Regions from separate parts of the Homo sapiens genome. Here all the other regions are linked to region 1. The links are chromatin contacts, found by Hi-C or POLR2A ChIA-PET in ENCODE. All regions are on one chromosome and are shown on one strand. Each heading gives the region's core, a stretch centred on a gene start or an enhancer-like site at or near the end of the contact. The rest is flanking DNA. Distances are from core to core; before and after follow the strand shown. Region 1 holds the start of VPS26C (VPS26 endosomal protein sorting factor C). Region 2 holds the start of ETS2 (ETS proto-oncogene 2, transcription factor). Region 3 holds the start of CBR3-AS1 (CBR3 antisense RNA 1).

What was found. Hi-C counts contacts between places; a loop is a spot of excess contacts on that map. ChIA-PET counts read pairs that join two places held with the same protein, here RNA polymerase II (POLR2A). Pooled maps may share reads with other maps.
Region 2: a map with no recorded cell type shows a loop between it and region 1 (11-fold over the local background). The contact joins the promoter of ETS2 here to the promoter of VPS26C in region 1. A Hi-C loop is called at or near these places in 1 of 37 single-sample maps with no recorded cell type and 6 of 50 pooled maps. POLR2A ChIA-PET finds 5 or more read pairs at or near these places in 2 of 52 experiments (HEK293T and common myeloid progenitor, CD34-positive).
Region 3: a map of CD14-positive monocyte shows a loop between it and region 1 (6-fold over the local background). The contact joins the promoter of CBR3-AS1 here to the promoter of VPS26C in region 1. A Hi-C loop is called at or near these places in 4 of 168 maps with a recorded cell type or tissue (CD14-positive monocyte, naive thymus-derived CD4-positive, alpha-beta T cell and ovary), 4 of 37 single-sample maps with no recorded cell type and 17 of 50 pooled maps.

The regions. Positions count from the first base shown.
Region 1 is chr21:37,264,801-37,269,218 of GRCh38, reverse strand. It overlaps VPS26C (VPS26 endosomal protein sorting factor C), which reads left to right and starts at 1,885. Exons shown (of 8, transcript NM_006052.2): 1 at 1,885-1,981. The coding sequence starts at 1,925. RefSeq lists silencers at 1,080-1,239, 1,980-2,289 and an enhancer at 1,780-1,839.
Region 2 is chr21:38,804,095-38,808,512 of GRCh38, reverse strand. It overlaps ETS2 (ETS proto-oncogene 2, transcription factor), which reads right to left and starts at 2,584. Exons shown (of 10, transcript NM_005239.6): 1 at 2,393-2,584. RefSeq lists silencers at 1,862-1,961, 1,982-2,081, 2,192-2,481, 2,672-2,741, 2,762-3,091 and enhancers at 3,202-3,361, 3,372-3,431, 3,612-3,751, 3,285-3,785.
Region 3 is chr21:36,154,123-36,158,540 of GRCh38, reverse strand. It overlaps CBR3-AS1 (CBR3 antisense RNA 1), which reads left to right and starts at 2,233. Exons shown (of 3, transcript NR_038893.1): 1 at 2,233-2,324. DOP1B (DOP1 leucine zipper like protein B) reads right to left here and starts at 1,717. Exons shown (of 37, transcript NM_001320714.2): 1 at 1,598-1,717. RefSeq lists silencers at 1,223-1,522, 1,553-2,102 and enhancers at 2,283-2,342, 2,423-2,472, 1,857-2,523, 2,524-3,191.

The DNA of each region.
Region 1 (4,418 bases), core at 636-3,135:
AAGCCGAGACGGGTGGATCATGAGGTCAGGAGTTCGAGACCAGCATGGCCAACATGGTGAAACCCCATCTCTACTAATACAAAAATTAGCTGGGAATGGTGGCGCATGCCTGTAGTCCCAACTGCTCGGGAGGCTGAGGCAGGAGAATCGCTTGAACCTGGGAGGCGGAGGTTGCAGTGAACCAAGATAGCACCACTGCACTCCAGCCTGGGCGACAGAGCGAGACTCCGTCTCAACAACAAAACAAAACAAAAAAACCAAGTATACAATGTTGATACATGTGTTTCTTTTCCTGTTTCTCTGCAGTGTCTACTGAGATTGATTTTTTACCACTTGAAAATGATGGGTGAGTCTAGCGGAAAGGGATCCACTTCTTGAATTCAAATAGACTAGACTGTGATTTTCAAGTCCCTAATGAATTGTTCTAAAATCGCTGAGTTTTGAATTGCCAGGAAAACATTGAAGACAGAGACCAAAGCCCTGAGGGCAGAGAGGAGCTGCAAACCAAGACCTGAATATTTGAAAATACCATTTATTAACCTTCAAATGCAATTGTAGCTGCAGCACCATCACTGCTGGCCTGTAAAACATTTTATATTCTTAAGAGGGAGGCATTCGTGATACTAATTCTTTTTACAGATAGTTTCTGATGTTATCCCAAAAGCAATGCACTTTAAAAAATAATGATCAGAATCAAAGAATTTAAACAAAAAGCAAAGAATTTAAACAAAAAGCACTTTTCACCGCATTATTTAATTAAATCATTTGTCAAAATGAAATTTGACCTTCTGCTTATTGGCAAAATCCTCATTTATAACATTTACAAGAGATTTTAACTCAATAAACGAAGTACGTTAACAGTGCACTGCCCTGCCCTGCAGTAACGCCCCCCACCCCCACAAACTGTATCTGGGGTCAGCTGTTGCTGGGAATAAAAATAATAGGCAGATTCACTCCAGCTTTCAGTCTTTCATTTGCAACCAATCTCCAAGCCCCAGAGCCTGGGGGCCGTGCCTTTCCACCCTTCACGCGGGGCGCACGGATCTGAATATTTAACACCCGGTTCCAGGACACGCGCCTGGGGAACACCCACAATCCCTCGCGGCCCGCGGAGCCCGGCTGGCGGGTGACCCAGCGCCCGCGGCTCCGAGAGGAGCGAGGTCACCCGGCGCTTCCCGAGACCTTGGCCCTAGGCCCAGCTGGCGCTGGGACGCGAGGCAACCGAGCCGCCGGCCAATCAGCGCTTTGCAGGACTAGCACGCAGGGGCCGCACCCCTGAGGGTGACCGGAACCGCTCCCGCGGGAAGGGCAGGGTGCGGCGCCTGGCCGCAGACAGACAAGGGGGCGCCGGCTCTTCAGAACCCCAGGGAGAAAGCGGTGGAGGGCTAGAGTTGAGGAGACTAAGGACATTTGAGGAGGGCAGGCATTACCAAGTTAAAACCTCCTGAAAGACAACTCCATTGGGCGACCGTCTGCGCCGCACAGCCTGACGGGAGCGTCATCCTTCCTGCGCAGGCTGCAACCGACAGACAGGCTCGGCTCCGCCTCCAGCCGCGGGGCACGCGGGGAGAGCCGTTCCTCCCTCCCTCCGCTAACCCGGACAGCAAAGGAGCATTTCCGGCGTAAGACTGTCCCTACGGAAGGGGTGGGGCTAGCTTGGCCCCGTCTTTCACGCCCAGAGGGGGCGGGGTGAACCGTGACAGCGCTTCGGCCCGCACTAAGGCCGGCTCTTGTGCCGGAAGGAGGAAGGCGTGGGCATTCGCCCCTCGGAGCTAGGGAGTGTGTGCGACGCCGCTGCGAGGTCACGTGAGCCACTGCCGGCAGAGAGGGAAAGGGGCGGGGCCCAGAACGAAGCGGGGAGGCGCCCCTTGTTTCCCTGGGGTCACGCGCAGCCGGAAGTGGCGGCTGCTGCGGAGAATTGGAGATGGGGACCGCCCTGGACATCAAGATTAAAAGAGCGAATAAAGTTTATCACGCCGGGGTAAGTGGGGGCTGGGGGTGGGGATGGAGGTGGGGTTGGGCGGGTCTGCAGGTTCCGCTGTCTCCATCGCTCTGCGCACGTCCCGCGTCCCTAGGCGGGGCAGGGCTGTCCCGCCAGGTGCGTCTCCGCCAAGGTGGGTGCGTTCCCGCCAGGTGCGTCCCCGCCAGGTGCTTCCCGCGCGAGGCTGGCTGCCCTGCGAGGAGGCCCCAGGGCAGGCGCCGCCGCCGCATCTGCGGGACGTGCAGGGCAGGCGCCCAGCTCCGGGGCTGCGCTCTTCCCATCTGGCCCCTTGAACACCCGGCGGTGTTGGGTTCTCAGGCTTGAGCTCCCTCAGTGAGCGCTGAGGGCGGAGGAGTTGACGACCAAACTCCCCTTTCCCTCTCTCCTAAGGTGACCGCAAAGGTCTAATGAACGAAAGCTAAAACAAACCTTGGAAGCAGAAATGGGTATGTCTGGCGGCAGCATATATTAGATGGTAGTCACTTTTAACAACATACTAACATACTACGAAAGTTACTGCTTTTTCTGGTTTTATTCTTCGACTGACACAAAGGAATGGCTATTAAAATGCAAGTATAAAAAAGTAAAATCTTGACTATGCCATTAACAGGTTTTGTGACATTGGCCAGTCATTTAACCTCCTTGGGCCTCAGTGTCCTTATTTGCAAATGAGGGTGTTGTAAGGTTCCTCTAACTCGGGGAATCTCAACCCTTACTCTACATCAGAATCAGTCATCCTGGAGAATTTTAAAATATGATTGCTTGGGTTCCACTCCCAGCGATACCGGTGATATATGTGCAGCTAGGGTTGAAATCACAGCCCCAACACTCTTTGGAATAAAATTGATCGCAGTGGTTGGTCATATTAATGCAAAGTAATCTCAAAAGGGACAGAATTTCAGACAAAGGTCTTGGATGGATGCTAAAACTTTTGGGCAAAAGACAACTAGGGAAGCCTGCTCTTATTTACACAAGCTCAAATGGTCATCCCCTTGATGGTTAATTACAAAGGGAAAAATCTGGCCCGCGCGGTGGCTCACGCTTGTATTACCAGCACTTTGGGAGGCCGAGGCGGGCGGATCACCTGAGGTCAGGAGTTCGAGACCAGCCTGGCCAACATGGTGAAACCTGGTCTCTACTAAAAATACAAAAATTAACCGGGCGTGGTGGCGGACGCCTCTAATCCAAGCTACCAGGGAGGCTGAGGCAGAAAAATCGCTGGAACCCGGGAGGCGGAGGCTGCAGTGAGACGAGATTGTGCCACTGCACTCCAGCCTGGGCAACAGAGTGAGACCCCGTCTCAAAAAAAAAAAAAAAAAAAAAAAAAGAGAAAAAGCTACCTTTATAATGGAGAAATCTGGTAGTCACACTCCTCTAGCCAAGCACAACAATGAACACCACTTCACCATCACAACTAATGAGACGACTGACATTCGGTACCCCTTGGCATGATGCACAGAGAAGGCCACAACTCACCTATGTAGTATTCCTGCCAAAAATGTTTAATCCGTATCAGTTCATAAGGAAACAATAAGGAATATCCAAATTGAAGGGCATTCTGTGAAACAAGTAGCGTGGATTCTTCGGAAATATCAGTGTCAAAAAATAAAGGCGAGATAATTTTTCTAGACTATAAGACTAAAGGGACATGAGAACCAAATAGAATGCTTAATTTCTGATAAAATATAAATTCGACTATGGACTATAATTGTTGTATATTGGTGTTGAATTTCTCCAGTGTAATATTTATATTTTGGTTATGTAGAATACTCCACATGCTGAAGTATTTAGGATCAAAGTGTCAAGCCGTAGACTGTGCACATATGTTTATGCACATATGTGTATAGGAGAAAGAAAGTGAATGTGGCAAAATACTAACAATTGCTGAATGAAGTTAAAAGCTACATGGGTCTACTTTGTATTCTTTTTAAAAACAGCTTTATAAAGATAATTTAAAATACGAAATTTACCCTTTGAAAGTATACAATTCAGTAGTTTTTTAGTGTATTTGCAGAGTTGCACACCCATCACCACGATCTAATTCTAGAACATTTTCACCCCAAAAAGAAACCCTGAACCCATTAGCTGTCACTCCTCATTCCCCCTCCCTCCTGACCCCTGGCAGTCACAAATTGACTTTGTCTCTGGAGTTGCCTATTCTTGACATTTCATATAAATGGAATCGTACACTATGTGGCCCTTTTGACTGACAGGCTTCTTTTACTTCGAGTAATGTTCAGTGTTCATGCTTGTCATAGCATGAGTCAGTTCCTCATTCCTTTCTGTGGCTGAATAATATTCCATTGTATGGATAGATCATATTTTGTTTAACCACTGGTCTCTTGATGGACATTGGAGTTATTTCTACCTTTTCGCTATTAATAATGTTATGAACATTCTAGTACAAGTTTTTATGTGAGAGGATGTTTTCATTTCT
Region 2 (4,418 bases), core at 1,335-3,834, 1.5 Mb before region 1:
GCAGGTAATGATCATGGTAGCCAACAAAGGCTGGTCAGCACTGGCAATAAATAATAGTCCTATGAGAGGACAGAGAGGGGCAGCAGTCTTGGGTCCAAAGTGGCCACATTCACTCAGAATCTCCACTTGGTGGATTATGCCACTTATATTCACTCAACAATCAATAGTCTCTCCTATTGATGGCTGCCATTGCCAGAATGCCTAGTTACTAAGAGCTAAGCCCCGTGCTGGGGGACCATCCACTCCTACCTAATTGAATCTTCCTGCATCCCTGAGAGGCAGACGTCATACAGTGAAGCAACGGAGGCCCAGCAACATGGACAATCTGCCCAGGATCCACATAGCTACCAGAGGGGCCACCGCAGGGCAAAGTGGAGATCAAACCCCAGTTGAGTATGGTCCTAAATCCTGAGTCCTCCACACAGTCCTCTGTGCCGGGAGAACATGAATGATGAGGAATGGACCCTTCCCACCCATCCTGATATTATCAGATCAGGCCCTTCTCACTACTCCTTCCAATGTGAAATGCTCCTTCCTCTAGAGCTTTATGTCATTTCTCTGCATGAAATAAGTCCTGGTAGCTGCTGATTAAAGAAATAAACAAGCCTCAAACAGAAGGCCAAAATCATAGACATCTTGGGTGTTGCCAGTTATCCATCCAGAGCCGGATGGGTCAGCTCTTTTTCTTCCTTAGGCTTGCAGACTGCTTGCTGACTTGATTCTGTTTTTCAGCTTCTCTGAGATGGACAGAGAATGAATGTGGAAGGCAGTGGAAAAGCTCTCCCCAGCTTTTGTGTACAAATACCAGGAGAAAAGGCAGCCTACCACTCCCACATAAAGAGCTGTAATTACTAGCTACAGAATAGAATTCTTTTGTTGTCCAGCTTTTAATGAGTTTTGTAAAAACCATGCAGAATTAAAGTGCTCTACTAAATGGTTTCAGGCAGACACACAACTAATCAAATTTAAGCTTGCTTATTTTACTCAACAGGGCTTGTTAGATGGCAGACAAGCCAAGTTTTTCCACATAAATCAATTTCAAGTTTGGTGTTGCTGATGGATCGCTGCTTTTAAACCAAAAAAAAAAAAAAAAAAGGATAAAGAGCAGAAATGTAACAGCTGAGAATGGTTACATTTAAAAACAAGGAGAATTTGCCTGACAACAGTACCCTTATTGGAACAAGTAATCACTTATGTAAGATTATTTAGATAAATTTGAAAACAAACAAAAAAAAGAAACAACACAACCTTGTAACACACATTTGAAGGTAGTTTGCTTTTTTCGCTTTGAAAGCGATCAGTTTAGAGAGATGAATGACTAATCCCAGAAATGAGTATCTGAGCATTTCCCTGCGGATGGTCGGTGCTAACATTTACTGTGCTGCGCTACTACTCAGAATTTTAATAAAGCTTAACGTGGAGATTTATCTCTCTGATTGGTGGTGGTGTGGGCAGGCAGATAACGCACAGGCGCTTCCATTGTATGGAACAAATATAATCTCTTACTGGCGAATTAAAATAAATTACTCCTGTCTCCAAAGGGGACTGCTCATTTCTTTACTTTCTAAATAACTAGCGCGTCAACTACTGTTTTAGGCTACCCTGAAATTGTGTACAGGCTAACATAAAAGGTCTCCTGCCGTAAAAAATAAAATAGGATAACACACACGCAACCCAAACACACACAAGCAAACACTCAGTTACCTCTTCATTCAAATGCTGTAGGAACGAGAAAATAAAGGCAGCCCAGCGCAACCAGATCTCATTTCCGACAGGTTCCCCACGCTCTCCTCGCACGACCGAGGGGTCCCCAGCCCGGGCCCTGGACGCGGCGAGCAGGTGACCATGGCACCCCGCGCCCCGCAGGTTCCCGCGGTGCCGCAGCCTTCAGGTGTCTTGGGCGCCCCAGATCCTCCGGGCCCGGCGCCGCTCCAGGAAGTCACCCTCAAAGCCGGGGCGCCAGGCCACCTCGGACACGCTCTCCTGTGCCCCCACTCCCGTTCGCGAAATCATGTTCGCCGGGACATCCACTGGGCAGGACCCCCTACCAGGCCTGCGTTTCCTTTTAAAAACAAAAGCGAGCGAAACAAGCCAGCGCGCCCTGGCCGCGCCCGCCGCTAGGCGACCCCGAAGACAGCGGCCCTAGCACGCAGGAACCCCCCGGCCGACCCCGCCAGCCCCGGAGGCCACTCCATAACCGGAAAACGAGCCGGCGCGGAACTCAGACGCGCGCCCCTAGAGTCCTCGCAGCAGCCGCCACCCCCACCTGCACCCCCGGCAGCGCCCCGAGATCTGCGTGTCAGTGCCCCCCGCGACCCCCGCCCAGGCCCCGGGTGACCCTCCATGGGACTGGAGCCGCGCGCCGGGCGCTCTCTGCGGGCCCAGCTCTTACCCTGCCGCTGCGGGCAGGGCCGGCGCTTGGTCGGGACGGTGGCTGCTCGGCGCCCGCGGCTGCTCGGTGCGCGCCGGGCGAGGGCGAGGGCGCCGGCCAGAGACGATCAGGGAGGCCGGACGCTGGCCGGGCGGCTCCGGGAGCTCTGAGCTGGAGCGACACCGCACTCGTCAGTCTCTGGAGGAAGTAACCGGGCCGTCCCCCACGCGGCGCGCTCTTCAGGAGCGGGAGGAGGAGGGAGGAGGGAGGAGGAAGGAGGGACGGCCGAGTGGAGGGGAGGGGAGGAAACGAGGGAGGAGAGAAGAGAGAGGGGAGGGAAGGGGAGGAGAGAGAAGAGGAGGGGAAGGGAGGTAGGCAGGATGGGGAGAAGCGGGAGGAGAGGGAAGGGGGCAGCAGGAGGGTTGGGGGAGCGGAGGGAGAGGAGAGGGAACGCACGAGGGGAGAGAAGAGGAGGGCGGAGGCGGCGAGGGAGCGCGGGGCGGGGCTGACACCTTCCGGCCCAACCTTCCCTCCGCCTCCTGCTGTCACTCGGCTGGGTCCCTCGCCGGCTGGCCCTGAGGCCCCGGGAGCAGGGCCTCGGCCCCACGTGCGCGCGAGTGTGCGCCCTGGGAGCCGGGCGGAGACTTTCCGTGGAGCGCTCGGCGTCCTCTCTGGGGCCAAGGCCCTAACGCCAAACCTGCCTTTGGAATTCCGCAGCGACGGAGCAGTGGTGCTGGTGGCACCGAAGGGCAGCCGGGCTTGGGTAATAAGGCCCTGAAATTGAGCCGACCCCATTCTTGAACCTCTGAATGGGCTTAGGACTAATGATCATTCTATCACAAAAAGGCTCCAAATGAGGCGCTTCCTGTAGAAACCGGGCCCTGGCTGTGTCCCCGAGTCGTGGTGCTGATCGCGCTGCTCCCGGGAAGCCCCGATCCCGCAGGCTCCGCGGGAGTGGCGCCCTCTGGAGCTGAGCGGTGCCCAGATAGCGACCCGCCTTGGCCGCGCTTCAATCTGGGCTGGGCACTCCACGCACATCATCGTCACTCTCGGAGGACTTGCGGCTCCCACTTTACACAGGTGGGAACTGAACCTTAGGATGAATAACCTGCCACGTCAGATTGATGAGAAATTCAAGGTGGAAACCTGAGTTTATCTGACTCCGAAACCCTGGTCAAAACCACCCCCTACACTGTGGTTTCCGTTTTTATCAGAAGGTGCTTGAGTCCATGGCTGTTTGGACTCAGGTCACATGCTCAATATTTTGCAGGAAAGTTTAGATTCCTGAAGTTGTGGATGAAATAGGAAACCCCAGCTTAGGCGAGGCCACGGGGCTGAAAGCTGCTCACATCTCAAGAACTGCGGCACCACCGGGAAGGGAGAGGAATGGCCCAGCTTCTCTGTGACTCAGGGTTCTAGGTTTCCATGGTGACTCTAGGTCTAGAGTTATCCGGATAATTGAGATATCGGTGCACCTTAATGTTTCTGGGTCCCCGAAGGTCTCCGGGTATCACCGTGGCATGAGTCACAGTCAGAATCTATACGGCTGAAACAATCACGTATAGGGGAAGTGATTATTTCTTGGAGACTGAATTGATTCTGATGGCTTCTCAGTGTATATTCAGGCCCAGATTAGAGAACACAGATAGGTCAAGAAAGAGTTCCATAAATGGAATACAGATCCATAGTAAGTTACCATGGAGACATGAGTATGTTACTATTTTTTTAAAAAACCGTAGCAGAAAATACTGACTCATCTGGGCTGCAGTTTCAGCTAATATAGGGTCTTTCTCCCTCAGGCTACTTGCACAGCCCTGAGAAGCTGGGTATAGACAGCTGCTCCCCAAAGCTCAGCTACTTCCCGAAGCTCACTTGCCCCAAGCAGACTGCCTTGTCCCACCATGCCTGCCCTCGTGTTCATGGGTGCTGAGTGCCAGGTGCTCCAGGGCTCCCTGAGTCGCTGATGGGCTCCCTGAGTGGAGCCATATTTCCTCTTTGCAGGGCTGGCACAGGCTGGGGGCTAGGAGGTGGTGCTTTGCTCATGCTG
Region 3 (4,418 bases), core at 984-3,483, 1.1 Mb after region 1:
AGCCACCACGCCCGGCTGCATGCATTTCTTTACTGCAATACACGAGTCCTGTGAGATGGGTATTAGGCCCAAGATGAGGATATTAGAAGTCAGGCCATTCGGAAAATTGCCCAGGTCACACACCCAGCAGCTAGCAGAACCAGATTCGAGCTCAGGTCAGTGAGATAGTACAGGTCTCCACTACATTATGCTACTGATAAAATTATTGGTTCAGTTCTCAAATAGCTCTTTTGCCAATGATCTTGCAATCTATCCTGGATATGTCTCCTGTGAGAGATTGAAGAGTTCAGTAAAACCGACAGTTATACAGGCTATAAATAACTAGACACAGAAAGAAGTAATCACACAAGAAGTGTATCTGCTCAGATACCTTAAAATCGAAAATGTCAGCAAGAAATCTCTCTCTTTACCCATTTTTAATTTCATAGAAAATCAAATTCAGGGTTGGGCACTGTGGCTCATACCTGTAATCCCAGCACTTTAAGAGGCCGAGGTGGAAGGATTGCTTGAGCCCAGGAGTTTGAGACCAGACTGGGCAACATAATGAGACCTTCGTCTCAAAATAATAATAATAATAATAATTTAGAAAAAGAAAAAAACAAGTTCAAGAGAAAAACCAACTGCCAGATCCCAAAAAAGTTCACTGTAAATATGTCTATATGAAGGAACATTTCTCAGTTCGATGAAAATGAGGACAGTGACCCTACCACATAAGCAAAAACATTTAGCAACAGATAACAGATATGTACTATTAGTAATAAAATTGATAATGATCCTTAGTCCACAGCACAGAAACACTCATCACCAATGGGCTTAATCAACTCTGGGACACACTGTTTTGAATGTGGTCTTTCAAAGTGGCAATTAAATTGTACTGGAAAAAATTTAAGCCACCTAATGGCAGCAGACTTGTGGGGCCGGGGGGACGGTCTTCCCTCGCCTTACCAAAAAAATCCTAGCAAAGTCTTCCCAATTGTGGGGCTGCAGTCGCGAGTGTAAGGCAACACTGCGGGTAACAGTCCCCGCGAGCAGCCGGGAACCCTGCAGGGCGCAGGGGCCAGGCTGGCAGAGCGCGCACTGCGGCCCGGATCCCTTCTCCTGGGGACTGGCTGGAAGACTGGGGTCTTCCCCAACGAGGAAAGCCCTTAGTTCTCACAGGTCTGCGTCCCCAGCCTCCTCCCCAGCCAGGGCACCAGCAAACAAAGGCTGAGCGTCTCTTCGTGGGCCGGCCCCGGGAGGGCGCGCGGGCCGCGACCCACCCCTGGACCTGCACCTGCCGCCCCGCTCGGCGAGGGCGTGGCCGGCATCATATCCTCCGCGCCAGGGTCGGGTAACCCTAGGGGACCCCACCCAGTCTCCCCGCTGCCCTCCCGGTCTCCGGCCCCGAGCTCTCCGCCCCCGCACTGCAGCAGAGCGCGCCGCAGGCCCGGGCCGCGCGCCGGTAAGCCACCTGCACCCCGGGCCGCCCCACGGCGCCGCCCAAGCCCTCTGGACCCGGAGAAGGACCCGCGGGCCGGCGGGGAGGAGATGCCCGGCTCCTCCGGCTTCGCCCAGCGGCTGAGGACTGGACGCCGGACAGGGCGCAGGCACGACTTACCGCGGCAGTGGCCCTGTTGGCGGGCGCGCTCACGTGCGGCGCGGAGGAGCCCTCCGGGCTGGGGGAGAGAGACTGGGCAGGGCTGCGGCGCGGCCGGGAGCCAGAACCGCCGAGGAAGAGCCGGAGAACCAGCGGCAGCGGCTCTTCCCCACCGCGCGGGTCGGGGCGGAGCCTGGAAGCCGGGCCTCGGCGCTTGGGGCGGGGCTGGAAGGCGGGGCTGGACGCCTGGAGGCGGGCTCAGGGGCGGGACCTGGAGGTGGGCCATAGGCGCGCGGGGGCGGGGTTTCCGCGGGCGGGGCGGAACTAGAAGACGGGGCCTGACCGAAGGAGGCGGGATCAAGGGCGGGGCCTGGAAGTGGGCTGTCCCTACAGGGGCGGGGCCTCGGCTGGCCGGGCTAGGCTGGAAGGCGGGGCCTGACTCATGAAGGTGGGATCAAGGGCGGTGCCTGGAGGCGGGCCATAACAACAGGGGCGGGGCCTCGACGGGCTGGGCTGGACTGAAAGGCCAGGCTTGACTCACGGAGTCGGGGTCAGGGGCGGGGCCTGGAGGTGGGCCTTAGACGCGGGGGCGGGGCTTCGGCTTGGGAGCAGGGCTTGGGGAGGGCCCCGGCGTACTGGGGCGGTTCAGTCGCCTCAGCCGCGGTGTGAGGGAGCGGGAGTCTTCCTTAGCTTCTCCGCCATGGGTGTCGCTTCGTAGCCGGGCTGCTCCGGGAAAGGCCTCGTACAGGTGAGCGGGGCGGCGTTCGCGCCTCACCTGGGGACCCCCGACACAACCGAGTGGAAGGGGACATTGGTCAGTGCCCGCCCAAGGTCGTCCGCGCGTGTGTCGGCCCTCGGAGGTGCTTTGGAGTCACTCACAGAAACGGAGAAGCGGGGGCTCCTCGAAGGGTGCGCGGCACCTGGTTCACCCCATCTTTTCCCTCTGGACCACGTCCAAGCCCTCCACACACGTTTGGGGCGCAGGGGGCGCGGCGGGCTTGGGACCCCTGCTAAGTTGCCCCAGCCCGCACGGGCCTCAGGTTTCCGACCCTGGGCGACAGGAGAGGTGAGATCATTTCTACCTGGACAGAGCTTATCACGTGGACTGTGGCTCAGGAAGGAGACCTTGACGTCAACCTTAGAAAGCATTCATATCTCCAGACAATCACCAGCCCCTGCCTGCCATCCTCTCGAGCGCTGGGACCTAGACGGTCCAGTCCGACCGCTTCAGGGTAGGACGCACCTGGAGGGTGCGCGGTAGGCAGTGCTCACCTGAGCACAGGCCCTGTCCCCACCCAGCTGTGGCTCCAGCCAACCCGAAGTGGGCCACTTGTGGATGAAGGCTGTCATTTCTGCAGTGGCCTCGCTCCTTTTAACTCCCGAGCGTCCTTTAGAAATGTTCAGACCAGGTCTGGAGTTCGTGAAGGCGAGGCAGTGGTCAATGAGCTTGGGAGGTGGGGGAGGTCATGAGCACCTGGAAGTTGTTTAGAACACTTTGTGTATATGCATGTTTCTAGGGGAGGGGTATATTATCAGCTTCCAAAGTGGATCTATCACTTCCCTGGAAACACTAAGAATATTTTAATAGCTTGGGATGCTGGACCTGTGGCCCAGCCAGGCTGCTGATTCTGATTTTGTCTCCATTTGGCATATACCAAGTGCCCCAGATGTAAATCCTCTCATGGTCAATTTGAGGAATGGTCTTAAGATAGAAGCAGAGAGAAACGAAAAGATTGAGCCATAGTTAGCAGGAAAAAAAATTAATTTCATGAAAATTGATTTCCTAATGAGAATATGATAAACTGGTTTTACAAAAGCAGCAAACAAAACCAGCAAAAACCAAAAAACAACAAAAAAAAAACAAGAAGATGGCAAGCAGGTGAGTTTTTTTTTTTTTTAGGTTCTTCAAATCCTAGTCACACTCAACACTGCACTGAACAGAGATGAAAGAACTGCTTTACACTTAACATTGAAAAAAGAAGTAGTCTGTTTGTGCCAAAGCCACCATGCACATACAATCTGTGCCTTGTATTCATATACCACCTATCTGTAAAGGATTCCAGGTGTGTGTGCGTGTGGGGGGGTTTAATTTAATTTTGACAAATTCATTTGTAAATCATAATTTAAAAAACTCAATTTATAATTGACAGTATACTGTCAATTACTGTATACTGTATACAATATACTGATACTGACAGGATTGACAGTAAATGTACAACATTGAGATTTGAGTATTCTGGCCGAGCGCAGTGGCTCACGCCTGTAATCCCAGCACTTTGGGAGGCCGAGGCAGGTGGATCACCTGAGGTCAGGAGTTCGAGACCAGCCCGACCAATATAGTGAAACCCTGTCTCTACTAAAAATACAAAAATTAGCTGGGTGTAGTGGTGTGCACCTGTAGTCCCAGCTACTGGGGAGGCTGAGACAGGAGGATTGCTTGAACCTGGGAGACAGAGGTTGCAGTGAGCCTTGATCACACCACTGCACTCCAGCCTGAGTGACAGAGTGAGACTCCATCTCAAAAAAAAAAAAAAAATTGCATATTCTGACAAGAAATATGTTTTCTTGGATCAAGTTGTCTTGTCACAACTTAAAAGTCTACTTAGCTACTTTCATCAGTTTAAGACATGCAGAAACGGTCAGGGTCCTTTCATAATAATACTCAAACCAAGTAAAGCATTTCAACTTTAATTTAAACCGGAACTTTAATCCTTACCCCTCTTGACAGTAAAGAAGGCATTATAAATCAGAACCCACTGCATTATCTGGCTCAGGCTGATCACCCAGTAGAGAGATTGGCCAAGTAAATTCATTCTTAGTTTTGATATGCAGATATTGGTGA